Regions from separate parts of the Homo sapiens genome. Here all the other regions are linked to region 4. The links are chromatin contacts, found by Hi-C or POLR2A ChIA-PET in ENCODE. All regions are on one chromosome and are shown on one strand. Each heading gives the region's core, a stretch centred on a gene start or an enhancer-like site at or near the end of the contact. The rest is flanking DNA. Distances are from core to core; before and after follow the strand shown. Region 1 holds the start of PAK4 (p21 (RAC1) activated kinase 4). Region 2 holds the start of DYRK1B (dual specificity tyrosine phosphorylation regulated kinase 1B). Region 3 holds the start of PSMC4 (proteasome 26S subunit, ATPase 4). Region 4 holds the start of ZNF574 (zinc finger protein 574).

The links. A loop is a pair of places that touch in the nucleus more often than their neighbours do. ChIA-PET counts read pairs that join two places held with the same protein, here RNA polymerase II (POLR2A). Pooled maps may share reads with other maps.
Region 1: a pooled map of gastrocnemius medialis shows a loop between it and region 4 (9-fold over the local background). The contact joins the promoter of PAK4 here to the promoter of ZNF574 in region 4. A Hi-C loop is called at or near these places in 7 of 50 pooled maps. POLR2A ChIA-PET finds 5 or more read pairs at or near these places in 2 of 52 experiments (IMR-90 and naive thymus-derived CD4-positive, alpha-beta T cell).
Region 2: a loop to region 4 is called in a pooled map, with 10 times the contacts of the local background. The contact joins the promoter of DYRK1B here to the promoter of ZNF574 in region 4. A Hi-C loop is called at or near these places in 7 of 50 pooled maps. POLR2A ChIA-PET finds 5 or more read pairs at or near these places in 2 of 52 experiments (T-cell and activated B cell).
Region 3: a map of ascending aorta shows a loop between it and region 4 (4-fold over the local background). The contact joins the promoter of PSMC4 here to the promoter of ZNF574 in region 4. A Hi-C loop is called at or near these places in 2 of 168 maps with a recorded cell type or tissue (ascending aorta and naive thymus-derived CD4-positive, alpha-beta T cell) and 6 of 50 pooled maps.

What each region holds. Positions count from the first base shown.
Region 1 is chr19:39,124,388-39,127,087 of GRCh38, forward strand. PAK4 (p21 (RAC1) activated kinase 4) reads left to right here and starts at 1,399. Exons shown (of 10, transcript NM_005884.5): 1 at 1,399-1,532.
Region 2 is chr19:39,832,554-39,835,461 of GRCh38, forward strand. DYRK1B (dual specificity tyrosine phosphorylation regulated kinase 1B) reads right to left here and starts at 1,609. Exons shown (of 11, transcript NM_004714.3): 1 at 1,470-1,609. It overlaps FBL (fibrillarin), which reads right to left. Exons shown (of 9, transcript NM_001436.4): 8 at 2,115-2,260; 9 at 1,905-2,009. The coding sequence ends at 1,985. RefSeq lists silencers at 782-1,051, 1,312-1,421.
Region 3 is chr19:39,969,906-39,972,766 of GRCh38, forward strand. PSMC4 (proteasome 26S subunit, ATPase 4) reads left to right here and starts at 1,260. Exons shown (of 11, transcript NM_006503.4): 1 at 1,260-1,333; 2 at 2,241-2,339; 3 at 2,464-2,650. The coding sequence starts at 1,298. LOC124904720 (a long non-coding RNA gene) reads right to left here and starts at 1,066. Exons shown (of 3, transcript XR_007067260.1): 1 at 975-1,066; 2 at 449-531. RefSeq lists enhancers at 580-629, 1,130-1,519, 1,544-2,223.
Region 4 is chr19:42,074,493-42,077,509 of GRCh38, forward strand. It overlaps ZNF574 (zinc finger protein 574), which reads left to right and starts at 1,674. Exons shown (of 2, transcript NM_022752.6): 1 at 1,674-1,794. RefSeq lists enhancers at 834-903, 984-1,033, 1,254-1,373 and silencers at 1,744-2,003, 2,014-2,093.

The DNA.
Region 1 (2,700 bases), core at 149-2,648, 3.0 Mb before region 4:
CTGACATTCCAGCAGAGGAGACAACCAACAAGCAATAACTACAATTAGGAGTGAGAAATAAGAACAAAGCAGACAGAGTTTGGTAGTATGTGAGAGGGATGTTTGCTGCTTTCCTTAGGGTGAGCGAGGGAATTAGTTCACAGAGAAAGTGACATCTGTGTAAAGCCCTGAAAAAAGGGAGGGAGAGATAAGGATACCTGGGGGAAGAGTATGTTCCAGGCAGAGGAACAACCAGTGCAAAGACTGTGAGGTGAGAGCGCACCTGACAAGAGTTCAGGAACAGCATGAAGGCTGGAGTCCAGTGAATAAGATCCAGGAGGAGAGATGTCTGGCCGGGCGCAGTGGCTCACGCCTGCAATCCCAGCACTTTGGGAGGCCGAGGCAGGAGTATAGTTTGAGCCCAGGAGTTCGAGACCAGCCTGGCCAACACAACAAAACTCTCTCTTTAAAAATAAAAGAAAAAGGCCAGCTTGGTGGCTCACACGTGTAATCCCAGCACTCTGGGAGGCCGAGGCGGATAGATCACCTGAGGTCAGGAGTTCGACCTGGCCAACATGGTGAAACGCTGTCTCTACTAAAAATACAAAAAATTAGCTGGGTGTGGTGGTGGACGCCTGTAATTCCAGCTACTCAGGAGGCTGAGGCAGGAGAATCTCTTGAACCCGGGAGGCGGAGGTTGCAGTGAGCTGAGATCGCGCCATTGCACTCCAGCCTGGGCAACAAGAGCGAAACTCTATCTCAAGACAAATAAATAAGTAAAAATAAAATTTAAAAAAATTTTTAAAGAAGATGTCTGCTGTTTGTTTTCAATATTTTGACCAATTACTTCGTAAAAACTTATTTAAAAATTGAAGAGCAAACAGTCTCAGGTTCCCGGGCTCAGACAGACCAGCGTTCAAAACTCATTACCTTCTTTCTATGATGCTAAGCCAGCTATTTCACCCTCTGAACCTCTGTTTCTTTATCTGTAAAATGGGTATTAATGATATTATACCACAGGGTTGTATATGCAGCGAGAAAATGCAAGTAAAACACTTATCCCGGTGCCTGCCTCCTAGTAAGTGCTTAAGAACTGTTTCTGCCCATTAACTCATTACTTTCTCCCAGCCCCTAACTCCTTCTGGGGGGGAAGTTAGAAAATCGGTATCACACGAAAACAGTCATTTCCCCTTTAAGGACCTCAGTGGGCCGGGAGCCAGCCTTCCCGCACCTTTTCCAAAATTTCCAATCCCCGCTTGGCATTTTCTGCCCGAAGGTCTCCGATTGGACGCTCTGTACCAATCGGAGGCTGGAGCGGGCCCTGAGAGGCGCCCGACTCCGCCCCCGCACTGGCCCTGCCCACTGCCCGGTCAGCCTCGTTGCTATGGGGACTGGTGGGCGGTGAGGGGGGAAAGCCCCGGATGTTCGTTGGGGATTCAACATGGCGGCGGGAGTGTCCGCGGTGGTGGCGGTGCAAGAGAGCTGAGGGAGGCGCGAGGGCGCGGAGTTCCAGGTCGAGCAGTTAGGCCGCGAGCGACTGCGGCGCCGAGCCGGTAGGATAAGGGGTCCGGCCAGGGGCTTGCGGTGGGCCGGGCGCTGGCGGCGGGACGGCGTTTCCGCGAGGAGGGGGGCGGGGCCGCCGGGGTCAAAGGTCACTGGTGGAGGGAAGGGTCGCGTCCGAGGGGTCGGGGGTTAACGCAGACTGGAGGGAGTTGTAGTGGAGGTCGGAGATCAAACCAGCGAAGGGGGCGTGGCGAAGGGGAGTGCAAAGTTTGAAATTCGAAGTGGGGGCGCGTTCGAGGGGTTCTGGGCGAGTCTCAAAAAAGGCAGGGTCAAAGTTAATAATTTGAGGGAAGGCTGCCCCCACGAGGGTCAGAGGTCACAGCCCCAGGGGCGCCAGGTTGGAGGTTTAAAGCTGCCCCTAGCGGAGCAGATGAATGAGTTTTAGGTTCGGGGGCGTCTTTTAGGGGTTCAAAGCTGGGGCGTGCCTAGAAGGTACAAAGGTGAGAATCTGACAGCGGGGCAGCTGTTTCCCAGAGTCAAAAATTAAAACCCAAGGAGGGCGTATTGCGGGGGACGGGGGGGGGGGGGGGGGCCGGGTCAGAGATGCTTCCTGGTGACAGGAGAAGGGGGAACCCTCCCACAAATAATAATGGCAAACACTCATGAAACACTATGGGCTAGACCCTCTTTTTAACGCTTTACTTGTATGAGCTTATTCAGTCCTCACTATAGTCTTAGGGGGTCTTAACCTGGTATTAAGAGGTTAAGTGATTTGCACAAGGTCACCCGATGCATAAGTTGTGCGCTGGGATTCTAACTCCGGAGTTCTGGCCCAGAGCCCTGCTCTGGCCGACCGCCTCTCAAATCATCATAATGTCGGTTAATGTTTAATGAGGGCTCACACTGTGCTCCACGCCCTGTGTGCCCGGTCGTATTTCACTCCTGCTGCAATCTTGTGAAGTGAGTGCTCAAGATGAACCTACTTTACAGACGGGAAAAATGAGGCTCAGAAGCTTCTGCTGAAGGCAGAGTTAGAATCGAAGCTGGGCCTGGGTGATTCCAGGGCTCCTGCCCCTGGTCGCCACATTGTCCGCTGCCAGCCATTAGGTCTCTCCTGGAAGCAGGGGGCTGGGCAGGGCTGGGCCACTCCCTGGGCGGATCGGATTGTCTGCTTGGTTTCCTTGGAAGGGTGTGATCTGGCAGGGAAGATTCCTGTGA
Region 2 (2,908 bases), core at 359-2,858, 2.2 Mb before region 4:
TCCTCTGCAGCCCTAAAACCACATCAGCGTCCTTGGGGACCTCCCAACCACACCAAAGTTATCTGAGAACCTCTATAGAACAGAGTCCTATCTCTACAGCATTCTCATCCACCAGGGCACGATTTTCCTAGGGGACCCTCTCCATATCATGCCAAGACCGCTTCCCTATTTCAGGTCCTCCATATTAGGAACCAGCCTTCCAGGTAGTCTCCCTGTACCATATCCCAATTCCCCCTACCACAACAGGGTTCTTCCCCATATTACTCCAATATCCCATCCCAATCAAGGCCCACTCCTCCTGATGGGAGAAGGAGGAGGTGTCTCTTCCCACAGTTTAGAGTGATCATCCTTTTCTCCCCTACACTGCTTCCTTGCCCCCCTACACACACACACACACCCTAATATTCCTACCACAGACCTTTCTCCAGGCACCCCTCTTTATACCAGGGTCATTCCACAACTGTGTCCACTCCTAGAGGGCCTCAAAGTCAAATCCCCAAGTTATCACATAGGGTTCTCTCCTCCCAGAGTTGTCAGCTACAGCAAAAATCTTCTCCCCATGGGCCACTCTCTCCCCCATGTCAAATCCCTTTCTCCTATTCCATGCCTTGCCACTCCACGACTCCTCCACCCTTGGAGCTTCCCCCAAAAAACCACCTCTTCTCCGGGGCCCTCCCACACCAGGATCATCTCTCCCAGCCCCCACCCCCTACCCGGGTCAGGGCTGGCGCGGGGCCCACGGGGGGCTGGGGCGCGGTGGGGCCCCCAGTGGGGTGGGCGAGCGGCCAGCATGGCGGCGGTGGCGGCGCTGAAAAGGCGACCGCCTGTCTCTGGCCCGGCCGGCCCCGCGGCGGGGAGGGCAAGCGGGACAGGAGGCCCGGTGGGTGACAACAGCAGCCGCCACTGCCACCGGGGGCGGGGAGAGGAGGGGACAAGGGTCAGCCCAGGGCACGCGGGGGAAGAGTAGAGCAGGTGGACGGGGGAGGGGCGACACGCCCCACCCTGAGTGACCACCAGCCCCTAGGGACCCGGCGTCCCGCCCCCCACCCAGGAGGCCCTCCTGGGCCTGCTGAGACCGGAAGGCGGGGCCCGACTGAGCTTGGCAATCGGCACCTGCCATGGCAACAACTGTACCATTGGTCGCTGGTGCCAAGAGCTCAGCCAATCACAGCCTAGGGCAGCTGTTGCTAGGCGACGAAGAAGCGGCCCGCGGAGCTGAGCCCAAACAAAGGGCGGGAGTGGGGCCCGGCTACCCCCTCCCAGCCTCCCTCCTGCAACTGCTTCCTCGGGCTTGGCCGGTTCCAGGAATTCAACTATGAATAGCCAGGCAGGGCCCGCACCTGCCTGCCACCCCCCTCCTCTCCTCCCTTGGCCTCGTGCTAAGTCTCACGGCGACGGGAGCAGGGCGGATCCCGTCCTGCCCACCTCCCTGCGACCGCTTGCCGCCCCACCCGTCCCCGCGCCGTTACCTGAAGGAGCGGGCAAGGGGACTCAAACTGCTCGGGGAGCCCGAGCTCAGACCTGCCCACTGGCTGAGGGTATCCGGCGGACGCGGCAAGCCAGGGCCCCGATTACCCAGTAATGCAACCAGCAAAATGGCGACCACAACAAACCGGCCCCCCCACGCCCTGGACTCCGCCCCCATCCCTCCCTCTCCGCTCCCCTCACGTGACCCACACTGACACTCCGCCTGCGCGAGATGGCCGCTTACCTGCACGCATGCGCAGCGAGCTACCAATCCCACCCAAGAACCGAAATCCAGGCTGCCGCTGCGCAAAGGCAGCTAGAAACGGAGCATGCGCTCTGTGACCGAGTGAGAATTTACCCAACCCCGCAAAATTGACCAAGGGTGCGTGCTCCCTGTGTCAGCAGGTCAAGGGGAGGAATGAGCAGCAGACATGGGAGACGGATGAGTCTTTTAATAGAAAAACACACGTGCAACAGTATCAACACACATCTCTCGCAATCCTGACAGCGCTGAACTTCAGTTCTTCACCTTGGGGGGTGGCCTGTGAGAGGAAGATAGGTGATGAAGGAGGGTCCCCAGGATCATGGCACTCGGGGTGCAAGGGACAGAGATGTCTGTCTTGGTGTATTGCTGGGCCCCTGCTCACCTGTACACTCCCACGACCACGGCATGGTCTCTTTCATATGGCTCAAGGGTCAACTGCTCCTGCGGCTTCATGTTCTCCTGTTGCATCTTTTTCACTTCGGAGGCAAACACGGCCTCGGCTGAGGCTGTGGAGTCAATGCAGTTGGCCTAAAGAGGAGAAAGGACTAATGTCTACAACAGGGCTTTGGGCTGTTTTTCTCTTGTGTGCTCTTTAAACCAGATGTTTTCATTATTAATTCAAGTAAAACTCAGTGCTATGGTTCTAGTGTGTCCCCCAAAGTTCATGTGTTGGAAACGTAACCCTTAAATGCAAGAGTTGAGAGGTGGGACCTTCGAGAGATGATTCAGGTCATGAGGCCTCTGCCTTCCTGAATAGAGTAATGCTATTATCACAAGAGTGGGTTGCTGATTAAAAGGATGATTATGCCCCCTTTCTATCTTGCTCTCACCCTTCTGCCAATGGATGACAGCAAGAAGGCCCTCGCCAGATTCAGACCTCCAATCTTGGACTTTCCAGCCTTTGGAACTGGGAGCCAAATAAATTTCCATTCATTATAAATTACCCAGTCTAAGGCTGGGCGTGGTGGCTCACGCCTGTAATCCCAGCACTTTGGGAGGCCGAGGTGGCTCAATCACGAAATCAGGAGATTGAGACCATCCTGGCCAACACGGTGAAACCCTATCTCTACTAAAAATACAAAAATTAGTCGGGTGTGGTGGCGCACACCTGTAGTCCCACCTACTCGGGAAGCTGACGCAGGAGAATCGCTTGAACCCAGGAACTGGAGGTTGCAG
Region 3 (2,861 bases), core at 10-2,509, 2.1 Mb before region 4:
AATGATAACCTTTAGAAGGGATCGGGAGGCCGGATGTGGTGGCTCACGCCTATAATCCCAGCACTTTGGGAGGCCAAGGCAGGCAGATCACTTGAGGTCAGGAGTTTGTGACCGGCCTGGCCAACATGGTGAAACCCTGTCTCTACTAAAAATACAAATATTAGCCTGGGCAACAGAGTGAGACTCCGTCTCGGGGCGGGGAGTGGAGGGGGGAGAAGAAGGGATGGGGGAAAGGGGAGCACATGAGGCTTCTACTGTTTGGTTTTGCGATCTGGATTCAGGTTGTATGGGCATGTTCACTTTGTGTAATTTTGTCGAGCTGTAATGATTTGTGCTCTTCTCTTTATTTAACTTCAATAAAAGGTTTACTTAACAAAAATTGTAGCTGGTGTGAAGGGTAGCAGTGTTTCCCTGGGGCCAAGAGTACAGGCTTTGGGGACAGACAGACCTGGGTCCCAATCTATGCTTTGTCCCTTCGGCACATTGTTGACTGTGGCTGGTGGCTTCGTGGCTCTGAGCTTGTCTCCTTCTCTATAAATGAGGAAACATAATACTTGCGACGATGATGCCTGTAAAGCTTAAGCGCAGGACCTGGCATAGATCTGTAAGGCGGAAACCTGGGATACAGAACTAAGGTCTATGGATCTCCTGTGCTACCCAACTTCTGGGCACTCGCTGCCTCCTTTTCCCCAGCCCAGACGCGTGGGTTCTACTCGATTGGTTGCTCACTGCGGGCTCGGGGCTCCTCAATCCCGGGGTAAAGCCCAGTATGAAATGTCACCTTCAGGGGCAGCTCGGATCTTCCCACGCCCGCGCGGCGCACAATCTTTGGATCAGCGCCACGTGGAGACCTTACCCGCCCGTACGATCAATCCCTTCTGTGGAACCCAGCTCAAGGACCCTCCAGCCCAGACACTAGAAAGCGAAGAGCAGTTGGCCGCCAGACTGTCCGTGCCAGAGCTCTGCGAACTTACTCCGTTGAAAGAGCAACGGGGCTGCGCCACCTCCCGGAGAGAACCCCCAGCCCTCCACGGCAGGGCGAGATGGCGCCACCGCGTGATACTGCGCACGCCCACAGCTCCCGTCCCGCCCTCGCGCCTGCGGGTACGGACAGCGCATGAGCTTATGTTGAGGGCGGAGCCCAGACCAGCCCTTCGTCCTATCCTGCCCTTCCAGCACCTCTCAGCCGTAACTTAAACTACACTTCCCAGAAGCCTCCTCAGCCAGGGACTTCCGTTGTCGTCAGCGGAAGCGGTGACAGATCATCCCAGGCCACACAGAGGCCGGCTTGGTCACTATGGAGGAGATAGGCATCTTGGTGGAGAAGGCTCAGGTACAGTGGGGACTTGGGCTTTTTAGTCCGGGCCGGGCTCGCGGGGAGAGGGTGAAGCCAGACCTGAGTGGGGGGAGGAATGGCTTCCAGGACCCCGGCCCAGGTTGGGGTTATTTTAGAGGCCTCGGTGGAGAGCTTTGTGCCATTCGAAGGCCTGTCTGGGTGGCCGAGTGATGGTAGGAGGTAAGGCTCAGAAAGCGGGGCTGGGGGAGTGAGTGACGTTAGTGGGTCTTTGAGACGGATTGATTTCGAACCCTGGCCGGTAGTGCTTAGTGAGGTCGGTGGCCCGGCGTTGGGATTGGGTCAGGCGGTGAGTGATATATGGGATCCCGCCGTGCGGCCGAGTGATCCCCGGGTCTGGGCTGCGGGGCTGACTGATGTTCAGGGCTTTGCTGATGGGGGTAATGGGGCGGGTAGTTAAGTATTATCTGTGGCTTGCCTGAGTGATATTTAGGTCTAAGGTGAGTTAGGAGACTGTGACATAAGGGATCTTTGAGGGGAAACTGGGGAATGTTGGGACTCGTTGAAGGCGCAGTCACTTTAACAGCCTATCTAGGAGAGCCATGTGACATTAGGAACCTCTTGAAGGGGATTGGGTGGCATTTGGGTCTGATAAGGAGTTGATGTGACGTTTAGATCCTAGTTGGGGGTTGTGTGACACTGGGGACATGTTATGAGTGGTATATGATAACATAAGATCTGTTTGAGGGGCAAGTTGACATAAAGAGCTTGTTTAGGTGGCCAAAAGGTTTCCAGGATCTATTTAGAGGGTCTTAAGATATCAGGGGTCTGTTAGGGGCTAAGTGACATCAGGGTGAAGTGGGGAGGGGAACAAACATTAGTGAAGTTGGGAAGCTTTCATGAGAGGACTGTCTTCTTCCAATGTGAGTTATCCCCTTTCGTCTAGGATGAGATCCCAGCACTGTCCGTGTCCCGGCCCCAGACCGGCCTGTCCTTCCTGGGCCCTGAGCCTGAGGACCTGGAGGACCTGTACAGCCGCTACAAGGTACATTCGACCCCCAACCCAGACCTTGCACAGGACCTGACATCTCATACTCTTCCCCACTTTCCACCACTCTCTGGATCAGCAAGTCTGGAGCCATCCCCTTCTGTCCCCTCTCTGCTCGCAGAAGCTGCAGCAAGAGCTGGAGTTCCTGGAGGTGCAGGAGGAATACATCAAAGATGAGCAAAAGAACCTGAAAAAGGAATTTCTCCATGCCCAGGAGGAGGTGAAGCGAATCCAAAGCATCCCGCTGGTCATCGGACAATTTCTGGAGGCTGTGGATCAGAATACAGCCATCGTGGGCTCTACCACAGGTGTGCTAAGGACACCTCATTCATTCATCTGTCCACTTAACAACTATTTCCTACCATGTGCTAGGCAGCAGCAAACAAGGCAGGGCAGTGCAGTGCAATGTTCTTCAGAGTATTTTGACTGATCGAAAGGTAGAAATACATACATATATATATATATACACATATATATATGTATATCTATGTTTTTTTTGTTTGTTTGTTTTTTGTTTTG
Region 4 (3,017 bases), core at 424-2,923:
AATAAAATAAAAATAAAATGAGTAACTCCTAGATGTCTTTTACTCTCTGCCTCACATGAGATGAAATGGGGCTCACATGAAATGGGGCTGTTATTAGCCCCATTTCACAGATTAGAAACTTAGGCTCAGGACAGTTGACTTGCCCTAGAACCAGGATTCCAATCCGGGAATCTGTTTTAACTATACATGCCTGGTGTTAGGGAATTTAATCCATGAGAAGGTTAGGACATCTAGTGACCAAATGGCCATAGAATTGGCCCCGGGTCTCACTGTGAGACGCATCCCATAGTGGCTTCAGGTAAGTAAATAAATAACACAATTCTGAGAGTCAGTTTCCTCATCCGATAAGTTGAAATTCCTCTGTGTTTGGGTTCAAGGAGTAGGTCTGGAAATGTTTCTTTTCTTCTTTCAGATGGAGTCTCGCTCTGTCGCCCAGGCGGGAGTGCAGTGGCGTGATCTCGGCTCACTGCAACCTCGGCCTCCTGGGTGCAATCAAATCTCGAGCCTCAGCCTCCCGAGTTGCTGGGGTTACAGGCACGAGCCACCACGCCCAGCTAATGTTTTGTATTTTTAGTAAAGATGGTAGTTTCACCAGGTTGGCCAGGTGGGTCTCGAATGCCTGACTTCAAGTGAACCCGCCTCAGCGTCCCAAAATGTTGGGATTGCAGGCGTGAGCCACCACGCCCAGCCTGGAAACGTTTCTAACAGTACTGGGGCAACTCCCTCCCAAGGCCCTGAGGGGCGCAGGAACGAGGTGAGTAGGAATGGCCAGAGCCCCTTGGACACATGGGGCCCCAATCTCGAGGTGTAAGGGTCAGAGTCACCCCGGAAGGAGGTGGAGTGGAGTCCGCCCGTTACCGGCTCACTTCCTTCAGGCTCTCACCCCGATTGTCCTTCAGGTCCTCTACCCACCACACTCCCTATTTCTTCCAATGAAATTGTCCCTGCTTCTTTTTCTCCATATCCTCGCTCTCCTTGCTTCCCCTATGACATTTCTCCTCTCTCCACCTCCCAAAAGTCCCCTCGGTCTTTTCTCTGTTTCTTCCTGTTGCCTTCATTCCCCTCCTTTTAATAAAGTGAGTCTGGAACCTTGGTTTCCCTTTTCTCTCTCCATGTGACTGGTGCTGCATGCAGTTTGCCCTCTCCCCATCGCGCTAAGTGGTTTCACTTTCTCCCTCTGACCCTCGGGGAAACCACAAAGGTTCCCGTGCCTCCATTCCCCCGCTCCAGCCCTCAAGGTGCCGCGTGCCTCAATTTCCCAGGCTCTTTTCCTCCCTCTCCCTGTCCCCAACGCTGACTCCCTCACGGCGTCCCCAAAATGGCGCCCGCGGCCGCGCTCCGCCGCCTAACGTCATCGCGCCGCCCTCCGCTCAGAGTTCCCCTCTGGAGCCGTCGGAGGCGGAGTCGAGGAGGAGGAGGAGCATCCTCTAAGGAGGATTAAAGGGGCGGGCACTATCCACCCGAGGGCTGACCGGTGAGGGAACGACGCTAAAGGATTGGTTGGGCGCTGCGGGGAATCTCGACGCTCCTCACTATTGGCCCAAGCCTCAGAGACATGAACGTCGATTGGCCGAACGGCAGGGCCCGAGCGGGCAATGATTGGTTGCGTCCGGCCGTCCGTGCGGCGGCCGAGGAGGAAGGTGGGAGGGGCGTTGCTGAGGGTAGCTGGGGGCGAGAGCGAGGCTACGGAGCAGGCGAGAGGCGACGGCGAGAGCTAGAGCGGGCGCAGCGTTAGGGTGGCCGTGCAAGGGGAGCCGTGGCCCGGGCCCGGGGCGTGCGAGACGGCGGAAGCAGGTGAGCGCGAGCGGGCGCGCAGAGGCCGGCCGGGCTGCGCTCCCTGCCGCCGCGGCCTCCTCTTGCCAGGTCGCCTGCGCACTGAGGGCCTGAGGGGGTGCGCGCCGGGCAGTTAGGGCGGAGCGGCACCAACGGCCGACCCGGCGCGCGGGCAGCCGGGCGGGGGCCGGGCTGGAGCGGCGGGTGGGGAAGGGGCCTGGAGTCGCGTGCGGGGCTGAGTGAGGAGGGGCGGGGCTCGGGCTGAGGCTTTGGTGGGGCACCTGGGCGGGAAGGGGAGGCCTCAGAGCTGTCCCAAGAGGGCTCCGCGGCTCCCCAGGGTTTGGGGTAAAGGACTTGGTGGTGTGGCAAGTCCAGGACGAAGGGGCTGGGCCGGTTAGACGGCACGTGGGTGCCCAGTTAGGGGCTTAGGGCGTGAGAAAGATAATTAAGTTAATGCAGGGGAAAAATATCTAGTTCTTCCTGGAAAGAATTGGGGCGGTGAGAGGGGTTTTGGTGTGAAGACATTAGGAAATCGATATCCCCAAGGGAACGGTTTAGAGCTAAGGAGGGGTCCAGTTGTAATGGATGGGGTTAAATTAATGTGAAGAGGCCTTAAACCAATGTGTCAGGAGGTTGGGTACCCTTGGAATGCGTGGAAAGGAGTCTTTGTACAAAGAAGGATTAAGTGTATTTTAAAAGGGTGTCTGGGTGTCCCTAGAATGAGCTGGGGAAGGTAGTCTTTTTTAAGTACAGGTAATTAGGCCAAGGTGAAGATGGGATTTGGTTATTGGAAGGGGAGGAAGTAGGGTGGGAGAGATCTGTGTGCTAAAGTGAGGGGTGCCTGGGAATTCCTGGAATGAGACTGAGAGGTTGCTAAGACGCTGGGGGGTCTGAGTACCCCCAGAATAGGAGGCTGGTGAGAGGGGCTTGAGTGTGAGGAAGAGGGGTCTGTGCTGGATTAAGGTGGTGATGGAGGTTCTGTATGAGAATAGGAGGTCCGGGTATCCCTAAAGGGGGTTTGGGCAGCACGAGGGGTGTGTGTAAAAGGAGCTTAAGCCATTGTGAAAGATGGGTGTGTGGATCTTTACACAAAGAAGAGGAGTTATGTTGCTACGAAGAGGAGGGTCTGAGCATCCCTAGAATGGGTTAGGGTGGGTTGGGTCTTCTAGCAAATTAAAAAAGATTAGGTTAATAATGTGGAGGAGGATCTGGATATTCCTGAGATGGATTTGAGGGGGGGCTCT